Regions from separate parts of the Mus musculus genome. Here region 2 is linked to region 1. Evidence: chromatin contacts called from ENCODE Hi-C data. All regions are on one chromosome and are shown on one strand. Each heading gives the region's core, a stretch centred on a gene start or an enhancer-like site at or near the end of the contact. The rest is flanking DNA. Distances are from core to core; before and after follow the strand shown.

Region 1 (7,803 bases), core at 2,790-5,289:
AAGCCACACGGTGTCTTATTTGCACTTACAGTATCTCCTGAAGGTGAACAGGAAGGAGAGTGTCTGTGGAACTAACATACAAGGACACTGAGTCCAGGGGGGAATGTGTCTCATGTCACACATCTCATTAGAATAAGAAGAGGAGTCAAACTCAGGAGTCTAGACTTAGGTCTCCAGCCCCACAAACTTTCCACTAAGCTTTTGTGTTTCCTATACATATTCTACTGGAGCACCCACTGTGTGCTGTGTCTATTTAAATATATTCTTATTTTTAATCCACCTTACTCTTTTCAAAATATTTTATTTTTATCTTATATGCCCGGTACTCAAGAAGGCATCAGATCCCCTGGAACTGGATTTACAGAATGTTGTGAGACACTCTGTGGGTACTGGGAATTGAACCCAGGTCCTCTGCAAAAGCAGCCTGTGTTCTTAACTACTGAGCCATCTCTCCAGCCCCAGTTTACACGCACTCTTAAGGAGTACCCACTGTGTGTTGTGCTTATGTCTATATGGTCTTAGGAAGCACCTACTGTGTGCTGTGTTGACTCATATACATACTTACGGAATGCCCACTGTGCGGTGGGTCCTGTAGATTCAGTCCTCATTGGGGACAGAGAAACCATCAGCCCCGTAGGGATGCTAAGCTTAATGGAGAAGACAGATACAAACGCAGACATCAGATAGAAACCCCAGAAACTGCAGGATTCCAAGAGGGGCAGAGAAGCTGGCTGTGGGTACCCAGCAGAGCCAGAGTCAGGGTGACACAAGAGGTTCTCAGAGAGCAAATTTTAAGGAATGCCCATTAGTACTGTCCTCAGAGAGTCTTGGCTCTGTTACTGGTAAGGTTTTAGCACCTGCTTGTCTGAGGAGAAGAAACTTTGCAGCTCTGTCGCTTGTCCATTCTCCTGGTATAAAGACTTCCACAAGGGCTCTCAGCCCTCAGACCCAGGTCCCTGAAGAGATGCTCACCTGGGCTCCCACACATTGGCAGAGCTGCTATTAAACCAGGCATGCCACAGCAGTGACGTTCGCACTGCAGAGGTAGTGACAGAGGAACATAAAGGAGAGATGTGAATGACCATGTCACAGGCAGAGCTGAGGACAGGTTCTTAGTGAACTGGGCCATCGGACATTGCAGTTATAACTCATGCTGATACATCAAGCGCAATGAATTAAAAGGCAGCTTCGATTGCTCAGTGGCCCTGGACACATTTTCAGAGGGTGGCTGTCATACCAGGTCCAATGTCTTGCTTGACAGAAGGGAATGGAGGACAGGAAGACAGTATCAGAAGGTCTGACATAGGAGGTGAAAGGTCATGGGAATTGAACTCCCCCAGTTTCTAGTTTCATCAGGAAGGGTCTGTGGAATTTACAGCCCTGGTCCCCAGTGAGTGCTCAATGCATGTGCCCAGCATTTTGGGTCATATTCTAGGGTGTACCTATCCACACACAACCCTATTTGTGACAAGATAAGATAGCTGTGACAACTATTGGAATAAGTGTTTAGGTGCCTAGAGACAGGGGGTCTAGTTCCAACTGAGACCCCAGGCCAGAAGGGGTGTTTCATCAACATGAAAGAACTGATCAGCTCCAGGCTAGCAAAGTGGGCGGAGCCAGAAAAAATGCTTGCTGCTAGGCCTGACTGTAGCCGGACTTTGCCTATTTTGTGAGGTCTTCTTTCTTCCACCGTTCTCCACCCCTTTCCTTCCACCCTTTCAACCCCCTAACACTACATAGTAGAGAAAAACGGGTAGAGGGAAAAGGGGTGACATCATTAGATCACTTCCTGCTGACTAGGAGTGAGGAGTTTCTTGGGACAAGTATATCATCTTTTCCAACAGGATATCTAATTTCTTCTTTCTTCTTCGGGCACCGTACTTAACAAAGGGTGACCAACAATGACCTATAGCGACCAAGACCAACTAACATCCCACCACACCTCTCAGGACCCTGGCATTTATATACCCTCTGCAAAGTCCCCAGCATTCCAAACATCACACAATCACAGAAACTATCTGCAGCTGGCACAATCACTCCTCTGCTAGAGCACGAGGCAAATCACAGCCAGCTGCTGTGGACAGTCTGAAGCAGCCCCATATCCCACTCCTGGGATTAAAACAAAAACATATTGTTACAATAGTTCTGTGTTTTGTTTTGTTTTGTTTTTAAAGAATCCAAAATGCCAACTTTGACACTACACCTGATGTCCTGAGTTCAACTCCTGGGGCCCATATGATGGAAGGAGAGGACTCCTTCAAGTTGCCCTCTTCCTTCTCCTCTCCCTCTCTCTCACAATAATACACACACACACACACCTCACCCATTAACTAACTAACTAACTAACTAACTAACTAACTAAATGTAAACATTAGATAAACAAACCAGCAGAACCTGTGGTTCTGCCCATGGAGCCCAGCAGTGCCCGGCTCATGGGAAGCAGGCAAAGTTTCCCCAAACCCACGCTCTGTCTCCAACCCCCGCATCCTCATCTCGGTCACTTTCCAGTACTTCACAGCTCCTGTACATGCAGACACTGGGCCTCACTGTCCTTTTTCTCAGGGGCTTGCTGTTTGCAAAGGAAATCGAGAGGCCTATGTTTTTATTCCATCCTTAAATGCAAGCTCCCTCCAGAAAACCAGGAGGCAGAAGAGAAGTTGAAAAAGGAAGGAAAGAAACCATGTTTGGTACCAGCTGCCTGGACGGGCGCGTCCAGATGTTTTCTGTGTGCGTCTGCATCTGCGTCCAGCCTCACCAGGACAGTCAGCGTGTCTGCCCGGGGTCCTGCGTTCAGGCTGACCACTCCATGGCCTATTCCCAAGATTTCTTCATGCCCCCTGTAGTTTGATTCTTTTTTTAAAATTACATTTATTTATTAATGTATTATGTAGGGCAGGGTATGTAGGCCCCGTGGCATCCTGTGGAGATCAGAGAACAACTTGCTGGAGTTGGTTTTCTTCTTCAGCTGATGAGCTATCTCACAGGCCTGTGATTAACATTTTTGGGTCCAAAATATTTTTTTAACCTTTCATATTATTTCTTTGGGCTGGATTCCAAGAAGTGGCATTACTGATAATGTGCAAAAGGTTCTTCGTATGGATTGCCAAATTATACTCCAGAAGGGCAGCGCTGTCTCGCCTCCACCCCTCCTCCCATCTCTGTCTCTGGTCTTCTCCCCCAACCCCACCCTGCCCCGTCCCCTTGGCAGGTGTGCCCACGGCTTGTTTGATCTTCCTCAAATCCCTACAACCTTTGTGAAGTCTGGAAACCAAGCTGACACACTTCACACTGAAGTAAGAAAGACGTAGGAGCCTACAGAGGGCTCCCCAGCACTGCCGGCTGTGGGGTCCTCTAGCCCGTGTCTTCTCCATTCTAACACGGTTTAGTAGTGACAGGTGAGAGAGAAGCAAACCGAAAGGATGAAATACAAAGGAAAAGTACACGCCAAAGAAGAAAGACGGTAGAAAACACGTGCTCTGTGGCGGGAGGCCGAGGAGGGACCTAGAAGGTGGCGAGAAGAGAACAGCAACAGGAGCGCTCAGAAAAGGAAGTCCGCTATCCCGGACACCCAAGATGGCCCAACTGGAGACAAAGTGAAACCAGCCCGGAGTTGAAGGCGCGGGCAGAAGAGGGGTGCGTAAAACAGGGACCGCCTGGCATTGCGACCTCTCCATGACCAGGAGAGACACAGTCTACGAGCTGGCGTGAAAGCGGGCAGCGGCTCGCTTGGAGTGTAGTTCTTGGACTGAGGGGGCAACACGAGAAAGGAGCCTTAAGCATGGAAAGAGCCGCCCAAAGCAGGCAATTAGCATCTCCCACCGTGGGGTCGCAGGAGCATCGTGCAAAATTACGTATCCAACTCCAGGAGTCCCTAGCGCCCGGCATACTCCGTGCACCCCGCACATCGAGTGCACTCAGCAACGGAGTGCACGCCACATCATCTCGCACACCAAGGGATTGCAGGCAGCTCAGCTGCGCAGCAGCCCATGACGATCCCAGATACTAACGCTAGAGGGAGCGCAAGGGTTGTCGTGCCTTGGGGTCCTGGACCATCCGGGCAGCCTGTAGGGTGCTGGGCTGCTCAGGGGTGCAGGGGTGTGGATGAGGCCCCGAGTGGCTGATGGGGGGGGGGCGTGCAGAGAGTTGTCGAGTGCCTTACTTGATGTTACACACAAGCCGTGTGAAACAGAAACTGGGCAAAGGAGGCAGGGCATACTGGTGCCCCCCCCCAACCTCCAACTCTGCTCCCCGGAACTTTTTAAGGGGGGGAAATAATCCGATCCCATCTGCACTTACCTCGTCACCTAACATGGGGGAGGGGAGGGGTAAGGGCGCGCGCACACACACACACACACACACACACACTCCACTTTCGAGGGGCGGGGGTGGTGGGCAGGCAAACTTTAAAAGGCTTTTAAGCAAAAAAAAAAAAAAAAAAAAAAAAGGAAAACGAGGTTGCACGAGGCTGAGGTACTTGAAATGATTTTTGTGTTGCAAATTGCTATGCTTTTACTGAGGGCTGATGAAAATAAATGAAGCGCCTCTCCCTCTTTTTGCTAATAAATGAAATGAAAAAAAAAAGCACCATTATTATGCCACCTGCTTCTAATTCCTAATTGTGGTAACTTAATTTTCGGATTGTTGTAACGGCTTGCTACCGCAGGCGCCCGAGCAAAAAGAAAAAAAAAAAGTATGGAAGGCCGGTTGGGTCTCTTTTGGCAGATGAGGTAGACTACGTGCAGGTTGGGTTTTTTATTTGCTTCTCGCATTGAGATTTACATATTGTATATTGGGAGGAGATCATCCAGCACTTTCTTCAGCAGCCCGAGGGGTGCTCGGGAGGAGGGAAGAGTCTGAGGTACTCCCTCAGCAGTGGCCGTGACAAAGTCCACGTTCCCCCCACCCCCACCCCGCCCCCCGCACTGAGATTGAATGTTGTTTTCTCTAAAAGAAGGAGGAAGTGTTTCTATAAACTGGTCCCTGGCTGCCTTCTACGAACCTTAAAGCCCTTAGAGACGCGGACTGGACTTGGTGGTGGGTTCCTCTGAATGGCGACCCTATTACCAGCTGAGCTGAGATACCCCTTTGGTTCCTTGCTCCCTGCTTGCTCCCTATACCCTGAAACACCTTAGGCAGAGTCCTGATATAAAAATTCTCCTGTCAAACGGACGTGAGCAGATCCACAACACAATAACTTCACCCAAGTCAAGGGTCCTGTTTTTACCATTGTAACCTAATTCCAAGTTCAAACTAAGAATTTTTTTTTTAAGTTCTGGGGTTATCAGGCATATTGGAAATCATCTGAAGGGTACATGTTTTCGATACTGTGATAAAAGGGTAGATTACTTCTTTAATCTACACATACACACACACACACACACACACACACACACACACACACACACTGGTTTATAAGCTAAGTCCATATCTAAGAAGAATAACAGTTGAAGCCAGAAAAACCTGCCAGAAAGAGAGCAAACACCTTCTCTGGCGAAATCAATTTAAACTCTGACTGTCATGGCCTCCTGGCTCCTGAGAATCTCACACTGGGGACCATTGTCCTTTATGCCTGTGATAGAAATAGGCTGTACAATGTGGGTTGAATTGCATTAGAGTCATTTCAGAAGAGAGAGATGTTTATTGTCTATAGAAAACAGCCAGACTTGCCACCCGGCTGAAACTATCCTGTGAGTGCTGCAGTGACTCTGTTGATGATAAAACCCAACTCTAAGGGAAGAGACCAGGAGCCAGCGTGGACCAGAAGACAGGCAGTGCAGCCCAATTCTAAACATAAGAGGATCCAAGGAGGGGATGCAGAGAGGCCATCGATGAATGGAGACCGAACGGAAGAAAAACATTTGTGAATGAGACTTAATGGGGCCCGGCGGCAGGTGCTGTTTAAATACCCAGAATAAGGTTGCAAGCAGCTCGTTCGCGTTTGCTGGGCGCCTATCCTATGCTGCGTGACATTAGAATGGAAATGTGCAGAAAACACAAGCCTACATCTGCAGGCAGAGCTAGGCTGACAGGGAGAGGGGGTAGGAGACCGACCTCAAAGTCAGAAAAATATGCAGAAGTGGAGAATCTGCGTGCCTGGGTGGTGGTGTGGGTGGCTTAATGTAACACGGAATGCAAATGCGTCTCCCGATCAGCCTAGAGTGTCTTATTTACATCTTAAGCTGTTTGTTGCTGATTTTTTTTTTCATGCAACCGTTTTATACTGGAATTCTCAAAGCTGAACCAGGAGCGTGGAAATGGCTTGGTTGGGCTCTTGCTGTGTATCTTCTGGAAGGCACCAACTCGCATGCACACACATGCACAGCCACATCTATTCATACAGGAAGTGTGCCCCTTATCCATACAAATCTCTGCCATCTATATTCCCAAACACGGGGGAGTCTGTGTATTTATTTCTGTCTTGAACTCAACTATGAAACACAAGTCAACATTCTTAAATGTCATTTTTTAATACCTCATATAAAAGGCAAACTTCTCCTAACGTGCTTTCCTATTAAATGAACTCCCCGAATACTGCGTGCACCCAGTTTCATTCGTAATGCTAAGGCATAATATTTTTTAGAATTTCTTTCAGCATTAAAAAAAAATGAAAGAAAAAGAAATGCAGGGAAAATATTTTGAAAGTCAATTAAAATTTTGTGTACGTTTTCATTTTTTAATGATAAATTAAGTTACTAATTTTGTCCGTGCTCTTTGTAGACACTGCAGGTTTAATTGCTAATTGTTAACTGCGAATGAATACATTTGCATATTAATTAGCTCCCAATTTACATTTTTAATTTGCTTCCTTCAAAAGGTGCAAGATAAAAGGTCGTGTTATTTTAAATAATTTATGCTTTATTGCATGAAATACGCTAATATGAAATGTGCCTACTAATTTTAACCCCTTTTCTAAGAAGGAAAGCGAGCAGCATTAAAGGGAACACGGCTGAGCTGGTGGTGTTCTGGAAAAAAAAAATTATGCTGTTCTGAACCTCGGCAACAACAGAATCACTTTTTCCTGCAGTCTTGTTGGACTGGGAAAAAAAAAGGAGAGACTGTATTCTTTCCTATACCCATCAGCTTAAACAGTGATAATGTATTTAAAGGAAAAAAAACAGCTGTAGTGTGTCTAGGTGTCTGGTTTGTGTCTGTGTGTCTGTGTGTCTGGTTTGTGTCTGTGTGCCTGTGTGTCTGTGTGTCTGTGTGTCTGTGTGTCTGTGTGCCTGTGTGTCTGTGTGTCTGTGTGTCTGTGTGTCTGTGTGCCTGTGTGCCTGTGTGCCTGTGTGTCTGTGTGTCTGTGTGTCTGTGTGTCTGTGTGTCTGGTTTGTGTCTGTGTGCCTGTGTGCCTGTGTGTCTGTGTGCTTGTGTGTCTGTGTGTCTGTGTGTCTGTGTGTCTGTGTGTCTGTGTGTCTGTGCATGTGTACACTGACTAGGGCTTTCTCTGGGGGCCCCATCATGCTTTCTAGTGAATCCTGTTTGCAAATGGAAGTCAATGAAGCGGCATCCATTAATGGCTGCTCCTTCCCCACTGCCACCACCATGGACTAGACCCGACATTCTTCCAAAGTGTGGCTTCCAAGTTCCTTGCCCAGCTTTCTTAAAAACCCACCAGTTTGTTCCTCTCAGGGAACTGATCAAAGAGTTCTCATATTGTCATTAAGTCCCCCCAGAAGAAAAGAAACCCTGATTGTCAACCGGCTGTAGTATTGACACATCATGGCTTAGACCAGAAGCAGAATGCCCTCACTGCTGGTGACTGTACGTCACTGCTGGTGACGGCATCTCCTCTCCGCTCACTCCTTG
Region 2 (7,803 bases), core at 1,883-4,382, 47 kb before region 1:
ACACACACACACACACACACACACACACCCCACTGGCACTTGTAAACCAGGAGATTGCAGGAAGCTCCAGTCAACCTAGAAGATATAGTGAGTTCTAGGGCAGCCCCAAACTACACATCAAGATCCTGTCTCAAGACACTACAGTTAATAAAGATCACGCATGCATGCCACCCAAAGGACTGACGTGCTTGGGAGAACAAAGGTTGCAAGCAACATTTAGAAATACAGCAAGTTACTTCAACGCAGCAACCTCTGGACACAGGGCTTGGACTCCTTTCTCAGAGGGAACAGTAAATGACACTGGCTGACCTTATGGCTTTACAGTGACAACTGCAAATACAATCAAAGAAATATGGGCAGAAAGTTTCGCCACTGAGCTAATGGCTTGGCTGCTGAACCCTTCTAAATCCTCTCATATCCTTACTTCTTCAACCCAAACAGTAAGACAGAAAGAATAGATTTTGCACTTAGCAGTTACCATGTGGCTCTCACTATCAGTCTGTGCCCTCCCATTTTAAAAAGAACCTGGACAACAGAGCAGTGGTGGTATACACCTTAATCCCAGCACTTGGGAGGCAGAGGCAGGAGGATCTCTTATGAGTTCCAGGCCAGCCTGGTCTACAGAGCAAGAACTAGGACAGGTAGGGCTAATGATGAAACCCTGTCTCAAAAAACCAAACCAGGGCTGGAGAGATGATGGCTCAGAGGTTAAGAGCACTGACTGCTCTTCCAGAGGTCCTGAGATTAAATCCCAGCAACCACATGGTGGCTCACAACCATCTGCAACAGGACCCAATGCCCTCTTCTGGTGTGTGTCTGAGGACAGCTGCAGTGTACTCATAAACAAAAATAAATAAATCTTAAAAAACAAAACCAACAAAAACCCTTGACAAGCATGCAAAATGTCCTATGCAAACACACACACACACACACACACACACACACACAGGTACTCCAAGGTCATCCTGTAACCAATCCATTGAGGACCCATCCAGATCATCTTCCCCCACAGCCTCATCTCACTCAGACAGGTCACAGCACTTTGATTCCCAGCAGGCCCACTGCGGGAAGACTAAAGACAGGAGCCTTTGCTCATTTGCATAAACCCTGGAGTCACACATCTGCATTTGATTGCAAGGTAAGTCCCACTTCCAAATATGTTTGGTTTTTAAATAAAAAATAACTTAAGATTTTATTTTTCGAATCAAGCCCTATTCATAGCATGTCTATTACAGGGGCCTTTAAGGGGGAAAAAAAGTCAAAATTTATATCTTTAGCGGGGCGTGGTGGCACACGCCTTTAATCCCAGCACTCGGAGGCAGAGGCAGGCGGATTTCTGAGTTCGAGGTCAGCCTGGTCTACAAAGTGAGTTCCAGGACAGCCAGAGCTATACAGAGAAACCCTGTCTGGGGGGGGGGAAATTATATCTTTGTCTTAGACATCTGGGGCATTCACTCATTATTATTTTACGTTAGTTCTCAAAATTAAGAGGAAAAAGCTGGCCTATTTCCTGTAAGAAATTTAATTTTAGGGTCTGTCAACACTTTAAATGCACTGCTGTTATTTTTAAATATATGCATGCATACTTGAATAAGACTCAGCCTAAGCTTTCCATATAACCATTCCCTGGGCACTCAAACTTATTATTAGATGCCAGGCTCCCTGCTTAAACACATCAACTCCACCATCTCATTTGTTTAACAAATAAACACTCATCATCTCTGCTACGCCAGGCATAAGCAGCAGCCATTACAGTTATCAAAGTGATATCTGTACTGGATACTAGTGCTGTACGGAATCCCTAACGCCTAACACACTTGTTATCCACCTCAATCCATGCTCCTGTTAGCTCGGTCTCCATCAGCAAGGCAGCGCTGCAGTGTCTGCCATCTGTGGTAGCACAACGGGGAAAGCCATTTTTAGTGATGTCCACTTACATTCCTTTTTCCAGGTAGATGAACATTATCTTAATTGCCCAGATGCTTAATTCCAGTCAGAACTGTAAATTAAATTTCCCCAAACAGTATAATCGACATGTCACAAAAAAAGTGACATGCCTTTCCCCTGAACTCTTAAGCCGGGGTGGGGGTGGCGCAAGTCTAGTCCCAGCACTCAGTAGGCAGAGGCAGGAGGATCTCTTGTTGAGTTCAAGGCCAGCCTGGTCTACAGAGCAAGTTCCAGAACAGCCAAGGCTACACAGAAAAAAAAAAAAAAAAGAAAGAAAGAAAGAGAAAAGGAAGGAAGGAGGAAGGAAGGAAGGAAGCAAGCAAGCAAGCTGTCTTGAAAATCCAAAATAATAATGATGATAAAATGCTGATCTACATCTTTTTTCACTGTTTTGAATTCCAGACTCAATAGATGGTCAATTCTAGTTTCGTTTTGTTTTTTTGTTTCTTTTTTTAAAAAAGGAAAGCAACGAAGCTCTTCAACGACCCGCTAAGTTTAACCACCACCTTCCCAAAGGCAAAATCGCGTTTCCAAATTGCTCCAAAAGCGATGAGGGACGGAAAGGAAGAACACACGCAGACGTAAAGAATGGTTAACGTCAACGACAAAAGAATAAACGGGTAACCCGACCAGGACTGGCGTGTGTCCCCATCTCTCAAGGACTCTGGCGCAGTTCTACATCTAAGGCGACCTAGCCTGGAAACGGTCGGAAACAAACTTTGGCGCTGGGCTGCAGACCTGTTTGCTGCCTCTGAAGACACTGCACCGGGAGCCCGGTCACCGGCGGTGGAGACCTGAGGAGCAAGCTTGGAAGGAAACGAGAAGCTGCCGGCCGCGGCTGTGCCCCGAGGCCTCACCTCACCAGTGCTAAGGAAGTGGCAGGCTCGGCCGGTCCAGGTCCCCGTCCCCGTCCCCGTCCCCGCCACCCTGGTCCCGGCTAGGCTTCGGGCGGCCTTCTAGAACCGGGCTTCCGGCAGCTCCGCGATCGGGCAGAGAAGCGAGGATTCCCGGGCAGGCCGGACCCAGCCGCGGCGCCGCCCTGAAGCAACACCGGACCTATAGTCCCGCCACCACCCCACGGCTCCCTACCCAGAGCGGCCAACTCGCGGTCCACAGCGTAGTACGAACTTCCCGCCGCTTCCCTAGACTCGCGACCTACCCACGGCGCCGTCCCCTCCACACCCCGTAGTACAGAGCCTTCCCGTTGGCTGCGAACGGCGGGGGAGGCGGGGAAAGAGGAAGACCGCGCTTCCCTGTCACCTCTCCGGACATGCCGGGAATTGTGGTCCTTACGCTTGCTCCATGCTGGGAATTGTAGTCTTTGAACCTCCAAGAGGCGAGATGGGGGCGTGTTCCTCTGAGCACAAGGGCTTCTGGGAAGTGTGGTTTGCAGCCCGCTTGCTGTTTTACATGTTACTGTGGCTCTCAAAGCCTTAAGAACCGAAATAAATATAACCAGTACTCACTGTTGCTTGATTTATTAAACGGTTAGACAAAGAGACTCATTTCAAATATCCGAAGCGCGTCTCGGTGTTTACTTAACCCACCGCAGTATTTGAGCTACTTTTGTCAAACATCAGTTTTCTTTGTTTCACCATCTCCTTCCTAGAGGTTGGAAGAATGAGCTTCAAGCTGCACTTTGGATCTGCAGCTTCTGAAGCCCTAGAAAAGGCCTTGGGTTCGGTGCTGTTCTTGTTATTGCTATTGTTTTACCAATTTGATTTTTTTTTTTTAATTTTTGGTTTACTAACAACAGCTGAGTTAAAAATGTGAGCCAACACTCCTAGCCTGTGTTGTTTCTTTTCTTTCTTTTTTTTTTTTTTTTTTGGAGGGGGGGCAGTTTCGAGACAGGGTTTCTCTGTGTAGCCCTGGCTGTTCTGGAACTCACTTTGTAGACCAGACTAGCCTTGAACTCAGAAATGCGCCTGCCTCTGCCTCCAAAGTTCAGGGATTAAAGGCGTGCGCCACCACACTCGGCTTGCCTGTGTTGTTTCTTAAGGTGGATCTTAAAACACTGTATGAGCTTTAGTCCCTACGAAATCTGAGTTGTTGCCCAGTGTGCAGTTCAGCATTGATCTTCATATCTTGAATTCACCGTCCCAGGTACCCACACCTGCTCCAATTTCTTTCCTATTTTGCCGTCTGCCCCATAGAGCAGATCCACAAAACAGCTGTACTGCATGCCCACTGCTCCCAGACTTCTGCTGAGTTTGATCCATGATGGAGCCTGAGAATGGAAGAAAAAAAGGAAAGTCACCTAACGACGATCACACACACATACACGAACAGCTAAGTCCCTTAGCTAAGGGTCACTTCAGCTGGGCTTTCCACAAGTCTGCAATGAGAACATGCCATGATGATTGTGTTGTTAGGACTAGAGCTAGTAACACACTGGCTGCCCCCGAGTCACAGGTTACTGTTTCATCCTGTGTGGCTCAGACCCCACACCTCTCTAAACAGCCTCCTGGAACATAAACCCTCCTCAACAAATCCTCTCACGGCATCTGCTTTCTGTACACACGCCGATGGAAACGCAGGCACAAGGTGAGCTCTCGATGACTATTTGTCAGCAGAGAAGCCTCAAGATTCACACATCTCGTGAGTGTGAAGTCCCACACACAGCAAGACTCTGTGGTCAGAATGCTTTGAGTGAAAGCCATTCTGCACCCACAAACAAGTACACACATTACTTGTTACATTGTGACCACATTCCCCCAGTGCGGAAGAAAGGTCCCCGCTCCCACACTGGCTCGACAATTGGCTGACCTTCAAGCACAGTTAAGTCAGCAACACAGCCTGGTCTGTTCCAAGGTGGGAATAGAATGTATTCCAGAACCCACGGCTCCGGCATTATCAGTTGGATGGCTCTCAGTCAAGTGCTACTCTGCTGAGGCTATGTTCCAAGGCTGTTGCCAACACCACCGACACCACCCACACGTGCGGAGAAGCCCTAGCAGCGCAGAGAGTGGCAGGAGAGCAGTCCAAGCTGCCGTCATGGTGACAGCATGTCTGAAATATCACCGGTTACGATGCAACTCCTGGGACATAGGAGACCTTCGGCGCCGTCTAGGAGTTGATAGGTTGTGCTGGGACAGGAATAGACAGGTCAGTTGATCAGTCCTGCTGAACTTTTGAAATTAGGAACTGAGCTCTGGGTGGAAAGGCTTTCTGTATAATACACCTCTCTGGCCAGGCTTGGTGGCCCTTGCCTTTAATCCCAGCATTGTTGAGACAGAGACAGATAGATCTCTGGTCTACGTAGTGAGTTCTAGGACAGCCAGAGCCACATAGAGCCTGTCTCAAAAAAAATTAAAACAAAACAAAAAACTAACCTCTATAGTCCTAACAAATATTTTTGAATATTTACTGTGAACCAGGAGTTAGAGTGTTCACCTAAGATTCCCATTTAATTAATATTTAAGAAAGCTCTACTGGCAGACGGGAATTATGTTTTTCCATACATTTTGACTTAGGGGATTCATGCTCCCTGAGTCTGCTTTCAGATGATACTCAGAGGATACTTTATGCACAGCCTCAAAACATAGAGGCAAGCCCTTTCAGCTCGGTGACAGAGGTGTGGACAGAGCAGGGTCATAGGTCATGAGATTCCTAGTTCAGGGGCCACCGGGGACCAAGCAGCTGACTCACGTTAAGGCTAGGAAGTGTCAACCACAAGTTTTCAGCAAGGAAGACTAACTACAATTTGGTGTGTAGAATCTGCATTGGCTTGCCACATAGCCAGGACCCAGGCTGCCCTTTTTCAGTTCTGAGAGCCCCTATAGTCCTGCCTGTTGGCATTTCATCTAGGCTCTGCCCCACAGTTACCTGGCAGCAGCCAGGTGTGCCAACTCACTATAAAAGGGGCTGCTTGCCCCTTCCTCACTCTGTTTTCTTCTCTTGCTCTTGCTCCCTTACCCTCTTCCCCTTCTCTCCTCATTCCCCTCTCCCTTCTCTCCACGTGCTCATGGATATCCTATATCCTCCACCAAACATATCCCTGGCTTCTTTTTATAAAACACTGGCAACCCTACACAGAGATGTGAAGAAGTCAACAGTGAGAGTCACTTTAGGGGGAAGAGTGAAGGTTGGCACCATCTTCGCTCATGGTGGACACCCCGTCTGGGAAATCCAAGCAACCAACCTAGTCATTAGGGAGCCAGGCTTCCCTGGCAGGCTGCCACCAGGTGCGCCCTCCACCCACCCACGAGTCAGTTCTTGAGACCTTGCCCTTGTTCTCAGCTGTGGGGTGGGAATAGTCATCCTACGCTAGCTAGCAATTTGCCTCTCCCAGACCAAGGGGAGAAAATGAGCTAAAGCATAAGAAGAGCTTTGATCTATGTCGACCGAAGCCACTAGGCATCCTTATTAATTACAGTAACGAAAGAAAACACTATCCCTGGTAGGAGGGAAATGAGAGGGGAGCAAGGAGCAGAATATGTAGGAGTATGTAGCCCTGGTTTGGACCCACCCAGCCCCTTGACTTTTGAACGTCTATTTGTCAGGCATAGTGCCCCAATACATTTAAGACCTGATGGGAGACCGGGCATGGTGGCGCACACCTTTAATCCCAGCACTCGGGAGGCAGAGGCAGGTGGATTTCTGAGTTCGAGGCCAGCCTGGTCTACAAAGTGAGGTCCAGGACAGCCAGGGCTATACAGAGAAACCCTGTCTCGAAAAACCAAAAAAAAAAAAAAAAAGAAGATCTGATGGGAAAGCTAGTACATGCACAAATTCCAATAAATAGATTTTATGAAAAATCTATTACTTTCAGAGAAAATGATTTCATATACTCTTGCAAGGCAGATATAGGACCCCCGTGTCTAGATAAATAGACCAAGCTTCAAAGCCACCACATATTAGTCTCAATTGTCTACTCTATAAGATCTAGAATGGCCTGGGCGAGGGGCCTTGGGGCGTGGCTGTAAGGGACTGCCTTGGTTATCTTAACTGGTGTGGGAAGACCCACCCACTGTGGGCGGCACCATTCCCTGGCTGGGATCCTGGACTGTGTGTGGAAAGGGGCTGAGCAGCAGCAGGTGTTCATTGCTCCTTGCTTCCTGATTATTTATCTGATGTGAGCAGCTGCTCCGAGCTTCAATGTGTCCTCCCCCACCCGCCATGAGGGACTTTACTGTGAACCATGAGCTAGAAGACCTTTTCTCCTGACAGAGTGTTTTATCACGGCAACAGAAGTAATTAAGATACTTGCAAGACAAGGCCTCTGTGAGGGCTAATGTTTTAAGTTTAACTTACTTTGATTAAGAGATCTATAAAATGAAACTGTCTCTAACCCTGTCTCCCCACTTGCCCAAGGACAGATAATTTCCTGGAGTGCTGGGTTCTTTTGTTCATTTACGATGAAAACAAAACACATGCAAACAAGCTTAGTTGCTCCCGCTGAACAAGATGTGCTGATCACATGCAGGCTGGAGGTACCGCCAGATGTGTGCTTGCCCCCCATCAGCCATCAGCCAAAGGCAGGAAGTAATAGCCTTTATAAGCCTCTGACTATCACACTTCAGTGCCATCCTCCAGGACCCCAGAGGAAGGACTTAGCCAGTGTCTATCATCCTAGCAAGCATTTAATAAAACTTGCTTCACATTTGGCTCAGAAATTATAGTAATGGTCTTTCTCACTTAGTGGGATGGACACCACCCTGCAGAAATGGCAGCTCCAAATCCTTACAGGTGTGGGTTACAGCTTCTAAGGTTGCAAAGTGTAATGAGGTCAGAGATGCCTTGGATCCTGAGGATGTCTGCAGTGCTAGCCAGTGCCTGCCAGCCCAGCCCTCCAGCGATCTTACGTTCCTTTGTCCTTAAAATTATCTACTCAGTTTCTACCTCCCATGGTCAATT

The links. Hi-C counts contacts between places; a loop is a spot of excess contacts on that map.
Region 2: a loop to region 1 is called in a map of left cerebral cortex, with 4 times the contacts of the local background. The contact joins the promoter of Vrk1 here to the enhancer-like site in region 1. A Hi-C loop is called at or near these places in 2 of 37 maps with a recorded cell type or tissue (heart and left cerebral cortex).

The regions. Positions count from the first base shown.
Region 1 is chr12:105,959,052-105,966,854 of GRCm38, reverse strand. No RefSeq gene overlaps it. Among named protein-coding and RNA genes, the nearest start is that of Vrk1, 47 kb to the left of the region's middle. Within about 2 kb of position 4,039, at least 2 of the 3 ENCODE cell types and tissues checked have a DNase peak (open chromatin) inside an H3K27ac peak, as active enhancers do; they include heart and left cerebral cortex, where a contact is called at or near this core.
Region 2 is chr12:106,005,592-106,013,394 of GRCm38, reverse strand. Vrk1 (vaccinia related kinase 1) reads right to left here and starts at 3,132. Exons shown (of 14, transcript NM_001029843.2): 1 at 3,037-3,132.